Linked DNA regions of Homo sapiens: regions 1 and 3 are each linked to region 2. A link is a loop called in an ENCODE intact Hi-C map of the cell type or tissue named here. Cell type or tissue: heart left ventricle. All regions are shown on one strand. Each heading gives the region's core, and the rest is flanking DNA. Links, peaks and the distances in the headings are about the cores only. Region 1 overlaps EPB41L4B (erythrocyte membrane protein band 4.1 like 4B). Region 2 overlaps EPB41L4B (erythrocyte membrane protein band 4.1 like 4B). Region 3 overlaps PTPN3 (protein tyrosine phosphatase non-receptor type 3).

The links. Hi-C counts contacts between places; a loop is a spot of excess contacts. Peaks named below come from ENCODE experiments on the same cell type or tissue, not always from the same donor. Only the 100,000 strongest peaks of a DNase experiment are listed, where the experiment ranks them.
Region 1: it touches region 2 in a loop (3-fold over the local background); 90 of 110 quality-filtered maps call a loop at or near these places.
Region 3: it touches region 2 in a loop (4-fold over the local background); 26 of 110 quality-filtered maps call a loop at or near these places.

The regions. Positions count from the first base shown.
Region 1 is chr9:109,313,950-109,319,186 of GRCh38, forward strand. The region is part of intron 1 of EPB41L4B (erythrocyte membrane protein band 4.1 like 4B); the gene reads right to left. Among named protein-coding and RNA genes, the nearest start is that of EPB41L4B, 4.5 kb to the right of the region's middle. In heart left ventricle, for the core only: no CTCF peak of the experiment used is centred there; a DNase peak (open chromatin) is centred at 2,489; H3K27ac peaks cover 307 bases; H3K27me3 peaks cover 634 bases.
Region 2 is chr9:109,241,530-109,246,766 of GRCh38, forward strand. It overlaps EPB41L4B (erythrocyte membrane protein band 4.1 like 4B), which reads right to left. Exons shown (of 26, transcript NM_019114.5): 15 at 2,089-2,153. Among named protein-coding and RNA genes, the nearest start is that of FRRS1L, 77 kb to the left of the region's middle. In heart left ventricle, for the core only: a CTCF peak has its summit at 3,181 (motif pointing right); a DNase peak (open chromatin) is centred at 3,152; H3K27me3 peaks cover 357 bases.
Region 3 is chr9:109,467,519-109,472,755 of GRCh38, forward strand. All of the region lies in intron 1 of PTPN3 (protein tyrosine phosphatase non-receptor type 3), which reads right to left. Among named protein-coding and RNA genes, the nearest start is that of PTPN3, 28 kb to the right of the region's middle. In heart left ventricle, for the core only: a CTCF peak has its summit at 2,329 (motif pointing left); a DNase peak (open chromatin) is centred at 2,322; H3K27ac peaks cover 560 bases.

The DNA of each region.
Region 1 (5,237 bases), core at 1,235-3,734, 72 kb after region 2:
GTAGATGTTGTTCCAACCTTTGTGTATTTTCAAATGGGTCTTCGATGAATGCATTGTAAACGAGAAATGAAAGGAGAGCACACACACGAACCTGGAAAACACACCCAGATGAATCAGCAGCTGACCCTGCCCTCAGGCAGCAGCCACGGGCTACAGGTGGAAACTGGAGTGCAGTTCCCACTGGAGGAGAAGGCTCCAGGCAGGGCAGAGAGAGGCCCGGGGAGGAGCCCACTCCCAGCCGGCCAAAGGAAGTCAAGCAGTGGGCAAGGATGGAACACGTGTTTTGAGGACAAATGGTAGGCGGAGGATTTCTGTGGTTGCCAGGCTGGATTTTTTTCTAAGTCCCCACGCAAGAATTTAAGGGAAGGCCCCACCCCCATCGACCTTCTGCTATTTCAAAACGAAACAGACCTGTGCCTTCATCCACTGCAGGGTACTAGGAACAGAATTCAATGAGATTATGCACGTGAAAGTGCTTAGCAAGTTAATATTTGTTCAGAGCCCTGTACCAGTGTAGGGTCATGTTACCGGCACTGGAGAGGCTAGGCTGCGGCCCCTTCCCCCTGCAGGCCAACCCCCGCCCCTTATTAACACTGACAAATCCAGCAAGTATAGAAGGGGAGTTAGTGCTCTTGCTTGTATCACGACACCCCCTTTGGGAAGGGTGTTCATTACCCCTCTCTCACCCCCCCCCACCTCAGCCTTTCTTTTAAAACAAAGAAGGCATATCCAAAAATAACACAAACTCATGACCCACTAGATATCCAAGGCCTCATTCCAGGTCTGAGAGGGGATGTGGGTGGGGCAAGTAGTGGAAGGCCACCTTTAGCCAATACCTACCCTACAGGGGCAAAAAAAGCAAGCCACCCAGAGCCCTGGGATAAGCCAGTGTGCCCATGGCAGCCAGAGCCTTGGGAAAGGGTAGAAATGAGAAGCTGTCTTCAACCTCCTGCGGGTCCCTTAATTCTTCCCAACCAAGAGTGAAGACAGCTCTATCTCAAACCTTCACCCTCCCCAACACACTCACCCAACTCCACCTGTGAGCTGCTCTACCGTTGCCCCCTTCTCCTAGCCAGGCCCTCATCACCCCTTACCTGACAAATGCAATGGCATGACTGGTCTCCAGTCCCTCCCCTAGCCCTCCACTCCACTGTGACAAAAATGGGCTCCCTAAAGTACAGGTCAAACCCCAGCTCAAAGACTGCCAACCCCCCTACCATTGCTACAGCAATGGTATTGCTCGCCCCATTGCTACAGCAGTTTATAATGCATGGTGTAGCTGCCTCTGTTCTCACAGTTCTAGGGCCAGGGTTTTTCACTGGCTGTGAAGAGACCACCTGCATCAGAATCACCTGGAGTAACTTGTTAAAAGTTGAGCTTCCTGATATACTGAATCAAGAAATTCTCGGGGTGTGCTCTGGGAATTTTAATGGAAGAAAAAAAATCCCAGATGAACTTTGTGAACACTGAAGTTGGGATCATTTTTTCCACTGTTTGGGAAAATCTGTTCTATTTCCAACTGCCAGGAATGTACCCCATCCCTCTTCCATGATCCTGTGTTAGGACGTGGGGTTAGTCTTCCCTCCCACTGCTGACCCTACGCTTGACACCTTCAGACGCTGACAATCAGGGTTCCCAAAGCAGCCGGTTCCAACTCTTTCACTGACTGACTGAAGGGAAGTCACTTTATAGCCACAGACCACAGCTTCCCAGTTTCTCCAATGGGCCGGGGAGGTGCTGTCCAGGGTCCCCTTCAACTCCAAAATAAGCCATATGACCTTTATGTTGTATCATGTATGTTATGTGAGATCAGAGGTTTCAGTCCTAAAATTCTAAAAACCTGGATTCTCCTGTTTTTGCTGAAAAAAACATCACTTTTCACATCCAAAGTGAAACTTTTAAAAAGCATTTCTCATACTACATCCAACTTCCAATTTCCACTAAAGAAGAGCCAAGCAATGGTTAGCCTGCCTGGCACAGCATTTTTTTTTTTAATGTCTATTACTAGAAACTTCTTCAAATCTTTCCAAAGTTCAAAGTAGAGGAAGGAGAGGTTTCTAAGATTACAACCTACTAGCAACCTTTCAGCACTCTGTTGCACCATGAGGCCTTCCCGTCACCAAATCCTCCCAACATCCCCATTTGAAAGATCAGGAAGTCAATGGCTCAGAGAGCTGCAATTGCCCAAAGCTGCAGAGCCAGGGTGCAATATGCAAAGGTAGATCTTCGAATTCTGAAATCCTCCATGTTTACACTGGACCACAATGAGTCAATGTTGAGTTCCAGATGCAGGGGAGGCAAGTGCACCAAATGCAACAATGGCCCATGGGCCGTTCCCTCCAAAGCATGGCGGGAGTGCTAACTGGCCGACCGCACATCCTAACAGCTTTCCACACTGAGCACACAGGGCAACGGGAGGCGGGGCTGAGCAACAGCCACACGAGCAAAAGCGATGCCAGGGATTTAGTCAACAGAGAGCTAATATGAGTCAACAGTGGGTGCCGCTGCCAAGCACACTAATGGGATCTTCAGCTGCATTAATAGAAGGAAAGCGTCTAGGGCAGGCCGAGGGAGGGAGTCCTGCCCTGCTCTGACCAGACCACACCTGAGGGTTGGGCAGGGCTGAGCTAGGCTAAGGAGAGGGAGGTGCTGTCGAAGGCAGGGCCAGGGTTTCTGAAGAGGACTGGCTCAGGCTGGCACTCTGGTTGGTAGGGCGAGCAAGGGCTCATCTGGAAGTTGGGTTTGTACAGCAAGTCCACTTTAGACTGCATGTTATAGATTTTTTTAAAAAGATCCTTTTATTCACATTTTATTTTATCAAAGACTGGAAAGCTGCTGACTATCCATAGCAAAGACTAAGAACACCCAGGGGCCAAGCGCAGTGGCTCATGCCTGTAATCCCAACACTGTTAGGGGCTGAGGCAGGAGGATCGCTTGAGCCTACACGTTTGAGACCAGCCAGGGCAATACAGTGAGACCCCATGTCTATAAAAATAATTTTTTTAATTAGCCGGGTGTAGTGGTGCACAACCGCAGTCCCAGCTACTAGAGAGGCTGAGGTGGGAGGATTGCTTGCGGCTAGGAGATTAAGACCGTAGTGAGCTGTGGTCGTACTACTGCACTCCAGCCTGGGTGACAGATGAGACCCCATATCCAAAAAACAAAACAAAAAAAAGAACACTCAGGGATGCTAGGTGACTCAACCTATCACCAGAGAAGGGGGCTCCAAGCCCTGTCAGAAGAAACAATTGCAGCTACTTTTCTCTTTATTATATACAACAACTGGCCTGTGGCTTTGCCAAGGGACACTGGATCTGAGACCCCATAATCTCAAGTGTCAAAGTCTCCTGGAAGTCCTTCCGATTCCCCCATCCCATCCGGCCACAGCACCCTGTCTGGGTGTGCCAGTCATATCACTTAGCATCACCCAGAATAAAAGAAACGTGTTTTCACCTGCGTTTCCCAAGAGCCTCCAGGCCACATCTCATTCACCTTTGTGTCTGCAGCACACAGCTTGGCACATTGGAGACGCCCAATAACTGTGGTCTGGACTGGACTGAGGTGCCACAGCACGGTCACACTGAGGGTGTTATTGTGTTCCAGACAATTTCAGAACACAAGCATCCTAACTAGGGCTAATAAAAAGGTTTATGACAGCACATAGCCAACTTTTAGGAGGTTGAGCAAAGGAATTCTCAAGGCTAACGCCGCCTGAGGGTTTTTATTACAAAGGAGACATTTAGCCTGGCAATGTCCCTGGGTGCCTGAGAAGCCAGCTTGGGGTATCACGGTCAAAGGTAAATCCTATCTTGCGACAAGCAGCAAGGCAACACCAGGGCCCAGGAAGCGGTAAAAATCCAGGAACACAAAAGAGAATAATGACAAGCAGGGCCAAATGTCAAAAAGGACAGCATAAAGAGTGAGCCCAGTGAAGTGGGTCTGAGGAGCAGCAAATGCTACAAATGCATTGGGGAGCTGGCCGCCTGGCGTTAACCTCGTAACTCAGAATTAATTACAGGAGCACACACTCAGATCTGGGAAGATTAGTGTAGGAGACTGTGATGCAGTCCTAATATCTAATAAATCTTTAAATCGATGAGCTGTGCCCACTGGCGATTTTTCTTCATCTTTCCTCCCTGAGAGCTCACGTGACACAAGCCAGCATTTGCTTTTTATCTGCCTGTGGACAGGGGGCATATACGTGTGTGTGTGTGTGTGTGTGTGTGTGTGTGCACGCGCATAAATACAATGTGGGCTTCACTAAGTCACATCATAGAGGAATCAAGAAATTTGCCGTCCTGGGAATACCTGGGACAGGGGAATTCTTTTGTCAAGCAGCCTTTTATAAAGTGAAGAAACCTTTTAGGATGCAAATATCCCCTTCCCCCACCAGGCTCCAGTGAGGGCTACACTGGCTGGAATCAGTCAGCCTTCCTGTCCCAACCTGTTCGTTTGTGTACCTGTTTGGGTCTATTCACCATGCACACCACTTAAGCCTGTCTCATGGAGCTGACAAGCAATACATTTTATAAACGAATCATCCCCAGGGAACAGATGAGAAAACCACCGGCAAGGAGCACTGTCAAACTTCCCAAGGATAGCATTCCTTTCCCAGATCCGAGATGCAAACTACGCCACATCCTCTCCTAACACAAGCTGCCCACTCCAGAGGCAGCCTGCTCCCCTCTCCTCCTCCCCGGCTCCTCAGGCCTCCTCTCCCAGCTGAATAAAAAGCTGGAGAGCCTCATTGTTGGGGAACAGTAACATTTTTATGCTATTTTAAAGGCAACAGCTCTAAGCACCCGAATGTTGGCTCCTTTTCCATCAATAAAAAGGCCCCAAAAGGGTATTTTCATAGCAAAATGATATCTTATGGAGAGCACAAAGAACCACAAAAATAAAATTGCCATAAATTGAAACTGTCTCGAAATTCAGCCTACACCGGGAAGCGTTAAACTCCAAGCCAGGCAGGCTCTGATTTTCCCATCTGAGACCCTTTTCACATGTTCCTAGTTCTCTCATGAAGTCCAAACATTTCTCCCACCCGGGAAGGCCTATATACTTCCTTGGAAGTCCGGGTATGTTATTTCTTCCCTTGACATCCTCGAGATGATCTGTAACATTCATCTAAAGCTCAATTACCGCTGTGTCCTCAGTCACACCCAGAAATTCCCGAAGGCACCGTCTGCCGCAGCGCCGGGTGCACAGTGGGCGCCCGATTAATGTGTGGTTTGATT
Region 2 (5,237 bases), core at 1,736-4,235:
CACCAAAAACACCTTTCAGGACTACTCCTTAAAGACACTCGTCCAAACACATCCATCCATCTGAGGCCAAGACACTTTTCATGGAATGCAATGAAACTATGAAGGTGAATGGAAGAGAGATGCTTCAGTCTCTCAAAGTGCAGTCATGAGTTTATCTCGATACATCATACTTTGCATCCCTCCTAAGTTCTTCTGGTTCTGGTCGTGGACATAATCAAAATGGCTGTCATCTCCACTGGCCGATGCTTTCCAATGCGACCTGTCATCCTGAAAGGATGGCCTGTTTTGTTTGCAGAGCGAATGGTTAGTGGGAGAATGGAAGAAAATGCAGAAATGTAAGTGAAACAACACAAGCACAAAGGAAATGGGGCAGGGGGAACCATGAGCCATGTGAATGGGGATGGCTATGAATGGAAATGAATGGATTTCCTAGTAAGAATTTTAAAAATTCAGATGCAGATCACCTATGAACTTCCAAGCAGAGCAAGGGTCTGTCTATGGTCAAGTCATCATTTCTCAAAGGGTGTCTCATGGGTCAAGTCCGTCTGGAGAAAGCTAAGTGAAGGTGGAAAATGTTCCATTACTACAGGGCTGCTTGGAGGCATGCCAGCATGCACCATGAATGCCTCAGGCAGCATTTGCCAAAAGTGTTGGACTAACAAACTCTGTTTTCATGGGGTATCTTTGTAGAGCTTGAAAATACACAAAATGTTGGGCCCCACCCCATAGATTCTGATCCAGTAGGTCTGGGGTGGGGCTGAGAATTTGCATTAAACAAGCTTCCAGATGACACTAAAGCTGCCAACAGCAGGCCCACCCCAGAGAGGCACTGTTTACGGCTTTCCTCAGAAGGCCTGCTTCTAGGCCATGCCTCAGAAGGAAACTAACATGATAAAACAGGCAATGATAAGCACAAACTTTTGTAAAAACAATGTTAATTAAAATAGCGTTTCTAGAAATCTCTTCTGTTTCTTACGTCTGAAGAATAAAGCACCTTTGAAATACAGTAAGATTTAGAATTATTACTCCACTAACCTAATCTGCTTTAAAAAGTTAAGTGACTACCAAGTGTTTATAAACAATCACGCTTTGGGGTTACAAAATTCCCCAACAAACTTTTTTTTGGCCTTGCTCTAAGTGGGTTTATTTCCAGCATTTTATTCTCCATACTTTCTCAGAGAAAGGCTAGCAACCTCACCTTTATGCAAACTGAACTTGCCAACTATGTTTCTGAAATAGCTTCACACATAAACACCAATTAAGACTGATCTAAAATTCAAATCTTAAAAGGAACATTTGCTTTCACAAAGCTAGCCTTAAAAAAAAAAAAAAAAAAACAAAAAACCTGTCAAGCCTAACTATAAACACAGTCCAGCAGATGCCAGTTGGCTTAGAAAGGATTATGGTAGGTTGGGGCCAAGGTTGGTAAATGGCAGCCCTCGGCCCAATCCCACTGTTTTTCTAAATCAGTTTCATTGAAGCACAGCCATAGCCTCTCATTTATGGATTGTCTAGGGCTGTTTTCAAAGTACAATGGCAGAGTTAAGGAGTTGTGACAGCGACCACAAAGCAGAATATATTGACTGTCTGATCCTTTACAGAAAAAGTTTATTGACCCCTCAGTTTAGGGAAAAAATATCTATTGCCACAAAAAGCAAACTCATTCCCCCAGCCCACCCCCGCAAAAAAAAAAAAAAAAAAAAAAATCCTTAAAAAAAAAAAAACCCCATGACAACAAAATCCCCAAGCTTTCATCACATTTAAAGTAAACAAATTCTCAGGACAGAAAAATGTTACTTAGAAATTTTCAGTAACATCTTGAACACAAAACTAAAAACCAAGAATATATGAGATCAGAATGATTTTAAAAAATCAATTCATTTTTTATTTCACAAAGCATACCTTTGATACATCCACACACATCACTGGCTACCTTTGCTTTGAAAATTTATTCATCTCGGCCATGACAATGCATCCCTTAAGGGTTATTTCTGATGCAGACTTTCTACTCCTAACTAAGCAGAATCTGAACTTTTCTAGAGAAAGGAAAGCTTTCGAAGGTGCAGCTCTGGAAGCACCAGCACTTACCTGACATTTGGAGAGTGAGGATGCCACCGGGGCTGGCTGGGATGGATATTAGGATGATATTGAGGCTAGAAATAAAACACCAAACTTGATTATTTGATGACCTTTTAATTTCAATGGTCCTCATTCGCTTTGTCTGTTCCTGGCATCCACCCGAGGGGCTGGGGGACTAAGAATGGAAAGGCTATAGACCCTGGCTAGGGGGTGGATGTTTCCCAGGACGATCACGTTTCCCCCTCTGACAAAGGCTGGGGGCTGGCACCCAGTGCCGGTTCTTGCCCTCTCCAGAGGCGGCTCCCTGTGAAGGGGCTGGGAAGCTGCCCTTAGAAGGTGACAACACCGGCCTTGAAGGGGGTCGTCCGGAGTACCAGAGACAAGCTGTATTCATCTTCCCAAGGGAAGAGGCGGAAGGTGTCAGAGAGATGGGGAGAGTGGGAGGCAACTTCTCTCTTCAGAAACAATTTTTGTCATTGCTGAAAATGACAATGACCATGTGGAACAGTTACATCTGCACACAGACAAGGACTGGACAGGGATGCTAAGTGAAGCAGCAGGGCCGTGGGTGAAGGTTTTTTCTTTCTCTCTGGTTTATGCAATAAAAATAATCTTCTAAAATGCAATCCAAAACAAAATACCAAAACAAACAAAACCATCCAGAGCGCTTATCATCCTGATAAAACAGGAGGGAGGGAGAGAGTTTGAGAAGAAGGGATGAGGGGAGGGAGGGAAGGAAGGCAGGTAGGGAAAGAGAGAAGAAAGAAAAAGAAGGGAAGGGAAGGAAGAAAGAGAAAGAAGAGAAGGAAGGAGGTTGAAGGTTGTCTTTTTTTTTTTTTTTTTTTTTTTTTTTTTTTTACAGAGTCTCACTCTGTCACCCAGGCTGGAGTGCAATGGCAGTATCTTGGCAACCTCTACCTCCTGGGTTCAAGCGATTCTCCTGCCTCAGTCTCCTGGGTAGCTGGGATTACAGGCACGTGCCACCACACCCCGCTAATTTTGAAGGAAGTTGTCCATTTTAAGAAGAGAACACAGACCCTGTACTCACAAACGGACTGAGGTGCAGCCCTAGCCGGCTAGGTAGCAGCCTGCCTTTCCACTTCTGGCCTGCAGAGGGCAGTGGTCCTAGACATCAGCAGAAGTCAGGGGCTTCTCAAGGCTCAATCTCCTAAGGGGCAAATTAGGCCCTCCTGACATTTAAGTCACTACAGTCTTGCCACTGTTACTCTTTTAATTATTTCTTCCCCTCCTTCTCAGGATACTTTGCTTAGTAAGCAGTGGCCTGCTCTCTGGCACAGAGAATCTCAGCAGTTCTGTTCGTTCCATTTTCATGGACCTGAGATGCCCTCCCTGCCTGTTCTGTATTCAAGCAGCCTTTCCTTTCTCCTTCAAAGACGCCTGTCAGCAAGCAGACTCTGCAGCCCCCGGAAGGACATGCTGCAGGAAAAGGAATCTGGAGAAAATACCTCAGTAGCAGGATCTGGGAGCTGACCAGGGCTTTAGCATCTCCCTGCTGCAATCTCTGCATATTTCTCCTTTAGGGGCTACAGAAACCCACAGAGTTTAGATGATTTGCCCAGAGTCTAACTGTTCCAGGTGTTTTGATCACATAGACAGGCCCAGAATGAGGTTCCATTCATTGGCTGTTCAACAATAGAGAAAGGCTGACCTAGAACTGGACCCTCTATGTTTTCCTCTGGCTTTAAACACAACCAAATCAGATTCATCAGAGAGAGAGGTGGGAACCTTAGCCACAGACCTGGAAAAAGATTTTGGAAACTTCCTTGGTCTCCTCTGGCAATTTATTCACATTCTCAACTGTCAAGGAGTATTTTAGTGTTAACCCAGCTGGTTCTCAACTGGTACACTCATATCCCTTGGAGGACAATGGGAAATGACTGTGTGCATGTTTGCTTGTCATAGTAAGAGAGAAAAGGGAAGCTAATCATCCTGCAATTCCAGGGACAGTCCCAAACAATGAAGAACTCTCCCTCCCCAAATGCCAACAGCGTCCTCATTGAGAACACAGAGATCCATCCTTTGCAGCTGGCTGACCTTGCAGTGCTTGAAATAAGATAAATGCTGCAACACCATCCTCTCAAATACCCTTCACGGTATTCACATGCCAATCAGGCCACTTCTCAGGACGTTCTCTTCCCGGTCAATTTATTCCCAACCCTTGATAGAACACAAGACCTCTAAGATTGGCAAGGTCCAAAGGACCCGTGGTTGCCAATGATGTTGCGATAACAATGCCTAGATGAGTTTCAGTAGATCTGATTTCAACAATCGCCTCATGTTCACTCTAAGCAGAAAACGCACAGTGAGAACACACTACAGGCTATGCGGAGAGGGCACAGGCAGTGCTCAGCTGCTTTGCTTTTCTAAAATTTTTCTCTCCTTCAAGCACTGATCACCTATCAATTACCTGTCTCTACAACTTTTCAGTTACTCACACCTGAAAACCCCTTAACAAAAAACAATCAGTGAATAACAAGATTCAAGAACCCTGGCCGGGCACGGTGGCTCACACCTGTAAACCCAGCACTTTGGGAGGCTGAGGCGAGCAGATCACTTGAGGTCAGGAGTTTGAGACCAGCGTGGCCAACATGGTGAAACTTTGTCTCTATTAAAAATGTAAAAATTAGCCGGGCGTGGTGGCATACACCTATAACCCCAGATACTTGGGAGGCTGAGGCAAGAGAATCACTTGAACCCAGGATTATTTAAAAATAGAGATGGGGTCTCACTATGTTGCCCAGACCGGTCTTGAATTCTTGGGCTCAAGTGATCCTCTTGCCTTGGCTTCCCAACGTGCTGGGATTACACGCATGAGCCACTGTGGCCAACTCTGAGTTGGTCTTTGAGAGATACTTTAATATACTGATAGGAAGCAAAGGAATTCCAGGCAGACAAACACGGGCAAAGAATGGTGGGAAGAAATTATGGGGCAACAATTATGCAATTCCCTGTGAGTTGAACATATGGAGCGTGATGGGAGTGGTGAGAAATAAATAGAGAAGTTGGAACCAGGTGGTACAAGGCTGTGAATGGCCAGAGAGAGAGCCACCCACAGTGGCTTAGGAAGAATGTGCTTGATCCAGGCTGAGCTGTAAACCACACCTTCCATGTTACCAGGCATGGGTGAGCTGGCAGGC
Region 3 (5,237 bases), core at 949-3,448, 230 kb after region 2:
ACAGGCTCTGCGGAATCTAAGCCATGCACTATGTGGATGAATTCACTGTGTGTGATAAGAGGTGGGCAGTTGTTCTGTGGAACAGCTAAAGCAGAGATAGTCACACAATGACCCCAGGCAGAAAAAAACTAAGATTTGAAACAGGTGCCTCCAAATGAAAGTCACATGGGCTGATGCTCCAATGGTGGACACTGATTTCCAGACTTCACCTGAGCAGCTCCTGCTCGTGCTGGCGTGGGTGCCGCTGGGACTTATTCATTTCACCGTGGTTAGCAATGATGCTGTCCAGCACAGTCACACAGCTAGCTGACAAAATAAAGCCCACCAGCAACCCAGGAGAGACAGACTTCCCTTTCTCACACCCATCTCTGATTGTTACATAAAGGGCTTGAAACCTAATGACAATGTCATAAATAGGTATTTTATGAAAGCTGCAGAAATCTTCCTACAATGGTTCCTAAAGCAAACCTTGGTAAGAATGAGCCTGATGTTGAATAACCCAATAATTGAGCCATGTGGTATTTTCAGATTGTCTTGAAATTACATCTTAAACAATCTGGTCGGGACAATGGATGCTGACTAACTGCCCTGTTTCCTGTACTACAGCAATTGGGGAACTCAGGGTTTCTATGGCTTCCTTTATAAGCCTCTTAATTCTAAACAAAGCCACAACCCAACCAGGAACATGCTGGCCTCTCTGACACAAATGATTACAGCTGCTGCTGATGCATTTTATAATATGGAAGCCAAGCTTGTTCTTTGCATGAGTTTAAAAATCCATTATAGCTTTAGAATGTTTTAAACAATAGCAAACGAAGCTCTATTGTGGATACAGTTTTTTTTTTTGTTTGTTTGTTTGTTTTTTTGAGACAGAGTCTTGCTCTGTCCCCCAGGCTGGAGTACAGTGGCGTGATCTCGGCTCACTGCAAGCTCCTCCTCCCGGGTTCACGCCATTCTCCTGCCTCAGCCTCCTGAGCAGGTGGGACTACAGGCGCCCGCCACCACGCCCGGCTAATTTTTTGTATTTTTAGTAGAGACAGGGTTTCACCATGTTAGCCAGGATGGTCTCGATCTCCTGACCTCGTGATCCGCCCACCTCGGCCTCCCAAAGTGCTGGGATTACAGGCGTGAGCCACCGCGCCCGGCTGTGAATACAGTTTTTAATCAAAGATTATACTTGGAAAATACAGCAAGAGGCAACACCTCACTTTGTAAACAGTAGGGGCACAATAAAGACCATGAGAGTTAGAGTTGCACATGGAAAGTGCCTAGCACATGTGGGACACATACCAGGCACTCAATGAAAGGCATTTTATTAACGTTAAACTTCTAATGCCATTGGGTGCTGTCTACAGATTCCAGATTTTGTAGGGCAATCCTGATTTCAAACGACTTACAGATATATGAATGTTCCATTTCTTAAAGTTTTATGTATCCACTTTAATAAAGACAGCTTGCTAGAGTTAAAAGATAGTTGTGATAGATATGTGATACATCTTTGAGCTGCTCTACAAACTCAGGGGAACCAGAAGCAGTAGCATGCTGGCACAAATTGCCACACCCTGGGCCCATGAGACACCAGAGCCCTGGGAGTCAGGGTTGGGTAACAGGGCTGCTACTAGGGCTCCTCCCTGGCTGCCCTGAAGCCTGAGACAACGAAAGGGTAATGCCGCCGCTTTATTTCCAAAGGGTCTGTCTACATTCGGATCTGGGAAACTGTTCTTTCGCAAGCCAATGAACCATAGACACAAAGAAGGGAGAGGAACACATGCAAATGACAGAGCAAACCCAACTCCACTATTATAATTTTAAATAAAGAGGCCGGCGCAGTGGCTCACGCCTGTATTCCCAGCACTTTGGGAGGCCCAGGTGGGCAGATCACCTGAGGTCAGGAGTGTGATACCAGCCTGGCCAACATGGTGAAACCCCGTCTCTACTAAAAATACAAAAATTAGCTGGGTGTGGTGGGGCACGCCTGTTATCTCAGCTACTTGGGAGGCTGAGTCAGGAAAATCGCTCGAACCCGGGAAGCAGAGATTGCAATGAGCCAAGATCGCGCCATTGCACTCCAGCCTGAGCGACAGAGTGAGACTCTTATCTCAAATAAATAAATGGCAAAGTATTCCATATTCTTATTTTTTAAAGTAAGGGACTTAGGCCTCTAATTGAAGAATATGAGTTCCGTTGAAAAAAAGGAGGAGAATAAGAAAACAGTCTTGATTTATAAATACCCAATTTGTAAGTAACCTGTATAAATGAATCATGGGTGGCTCACTACAGTAATCAACCTACATCAAGCTGGCCTAGCCCAATGCCACCACCTAGTGGCGATCAGAGGAAGACATGCCACCTCCTACGCTGGCATTCAAGGGAAACAGGGACAGCTCTGCTCTTTCTTGCTTATCACTTCCAGTTCAGCTTATTTCAAAAATCCTTTTTGCAGTATAGAAGCCCTTCTCCGTGGCGCAGTCCCCTTTTCCCAATTCTTCCCTATGAACTCAGGAAAGCGCCTTCTTCCCTCTACTTTTTTTTTTTCCTTTTAGCTATTTCTGAGCTCCAACAGATGACCGATCTAGAGAAGGGCATTTCTAGCATGGAAAAGTACATGTACTATCAGCCACCCTAGACAATGATTCATCAAATTAAGTGCACTTCTCGTCAAATGCCAATATTTAACGTATTGCAGACACATGCTTCATTCATTTAGCAGCTAATATAGTACCAGCGTTGTTCTCTCTCGTCACTGTAGACACACAGATGCTGGGTTGCATTATGTGGTATCGAGTTCTTTGTGGGGCCAACCATGGCCCCAACAAGCAACAATCACTCGCATTGCTCACGCCTTTAGGAAGACAGAAACCATGCTTTCCTACTGCTGTTGGTACCTCAAAGAGGACAGCTTCTCATTCCAGTCTGTTTTAAAGCCAGGCCTAACTGTTCCTTAAACTCCTCTGAAGTAAGTGGGGTATTCCCTTCTAAAGATAAAATTTACTAGTGAGACCATCATATCTACAAAAAAAAAAAAAAATTAGCTGCATGTGGTGGCACCTGTCTGTAGTCCTAGGTATTTGGGAGGCTGAGGTGGGAGAATCGCTTGAGCCCAGGAGGTCAAGGCTGCAGGGAGCTATGACCGCACCACTGCTCTGCAGCCTGGGCAACAGAGCGAGACCTCATCCAAAAAAAAAAAAAAATTTACAAACACTTGGGTGGGGATTTATTTATCATTTATTAAGCACTAAGATGAGCTCAAACTAAGAATGTCTGCTCACTGATCAAGATATTAAAAAAATAGTGACTGAAATGAGACTTTCTTTTTAACCAGTGACTTAAAACTAGCGTACACAAGAATCATCTGGGGACTTGTTAAAAATGCAGATTCTTGGTTACCATCCACAGAGATTTTGGTTCAGTAAGGGCCCAGGAAACTGCATTGTAAAACAAAAAATAATTTTCTGGACTTATAGAAAAGTTGCAAGAAAAACAAACTCCTGTGTAACCCTTTTGCCCTGGATTCAATTGTTAACATTTTGGTACATACGCATCTTTTTTTTTTTTTTTGAGATGGAGTCTCACTCTTGCCCAGGCTGGAGTGCAGTGGCGCAATCTCAGCTCACTGCAACCTCCGTCTCCTGGGCTGAAGCAATTCTTGTGCCTCAGCCTCCCGAGTAGCTGGGGCTACAGGCCTGTGCCACCACGCCCAACTAATTTTTGTATTTTTAGTAGAGACAGTGTTTCACCATGTTGGCCTAGGCTGGTCTTGAACTCCTGACCTCAGGTGATTTGCCTGCCTTGGCCTCCCAAAGTGCTGGGATTACAGGCGTGAGCCATCGTGCCCGGCCCACATACACTTTATTTCCCATGTCTCTCATCTGTATACACACACAGACACACCAGGCTTTTCTCTGAACCACTTGCTGCAGAGATCATGCCCCTTTATCTCGAAATATTTTAGCATGTATCTCCCCCTAATAAGGGCATTTCATAACCACAGTACAATTATCACACTGAAGAAATTTAACTGATAAGCACTTATCTAATATCCAGTCCATACTAAAATTTTGCAAATTGTTCCAAAGATGTCCTTTATTTATCTTCCCCGATCCACAATCCAAATCAGGATCATGCCTGGTTTTACTTGTCATATGGAAGGCACTTTTTTTTTTTTTAAAGAGACAGGGTACTCATTATGTTGCCCAGGCTGGCCTCAAACTCCTGGGCTCAAGCAATCCTCCTGCCTCAGGCATCCTAAGAAGCTGGGACTACAAATGTATACCAACGCACCCAGCTTGAAGTTGCATTTTAAATAAATACCCCCTGACCCTCATGGCAATGGTGCAGCTGGTCTGAGAGCCACACGGTGGAAAATCTTCCACCAGACAATCTTCAGAGTTCCTTTTGGTTCTGCCTGTCTATGCTTACAGCCAGGGTCTTTGTTAGGTGGGCATCCTTATGTCAGTTTTACTGTCTACATTACAAGTCACCTCCCAGAGCTAAATAGAGTTTCTGTAGCTTGGCAGCTGTCCCATCACTCGGTCTGGGAGAAGTGCTTCCTAAATCATTGTTGATGAAGTAACAGATTTTCCAGTCTATATGTCAGTGCTGGGATTAGTACTGTTGTCTAAATAGAGAAGAAAGCAACAGGAAAACTGCCATCATTCAAAAAGGACTGTATCACTTGATATTGCATAACCAGATGTCTTGGCTTGTTCACTCAAATGAGTTCACATCATTCACCAACACCAATGCTTAACAATTTGTCCAAATTATAAAAGGCCACACAATGCACACACCCTTCCTCAGAAACCCGTTGAGTCAACCAGCACTTTCTTAAAGCAGCAGCAATGAAACAAGATGCATACATTTTGTGCTATTTATCAGGCTTTGAAAATGTTCTTTTTAAAAATGTTATTTAATATTTTCTGTTTTCACCATCATTTTTATTTTTTTGCGAACGTTCTTAATGAAATTCAGCCCAACTAATTAAAAATTAGTCATTTCAGTTTTCATTTGTGAAATGCCCAAATATCTTAGAAAACACTTTCCTATACATTTCCCTTTATTAGTTTTAAAATAAGTACAGTTGATAACAAAATTACTGTACAACTGGTACCTGGAATTTAATCTTTTTCCTCATAACTCTATAATTTCATAAATTGATCAACACTACCTTCTGCCATTTTTAGCCTGCTTTCTTGGCTTTTAAATTTTCCAAAGTACAATACTACATAACAATACAA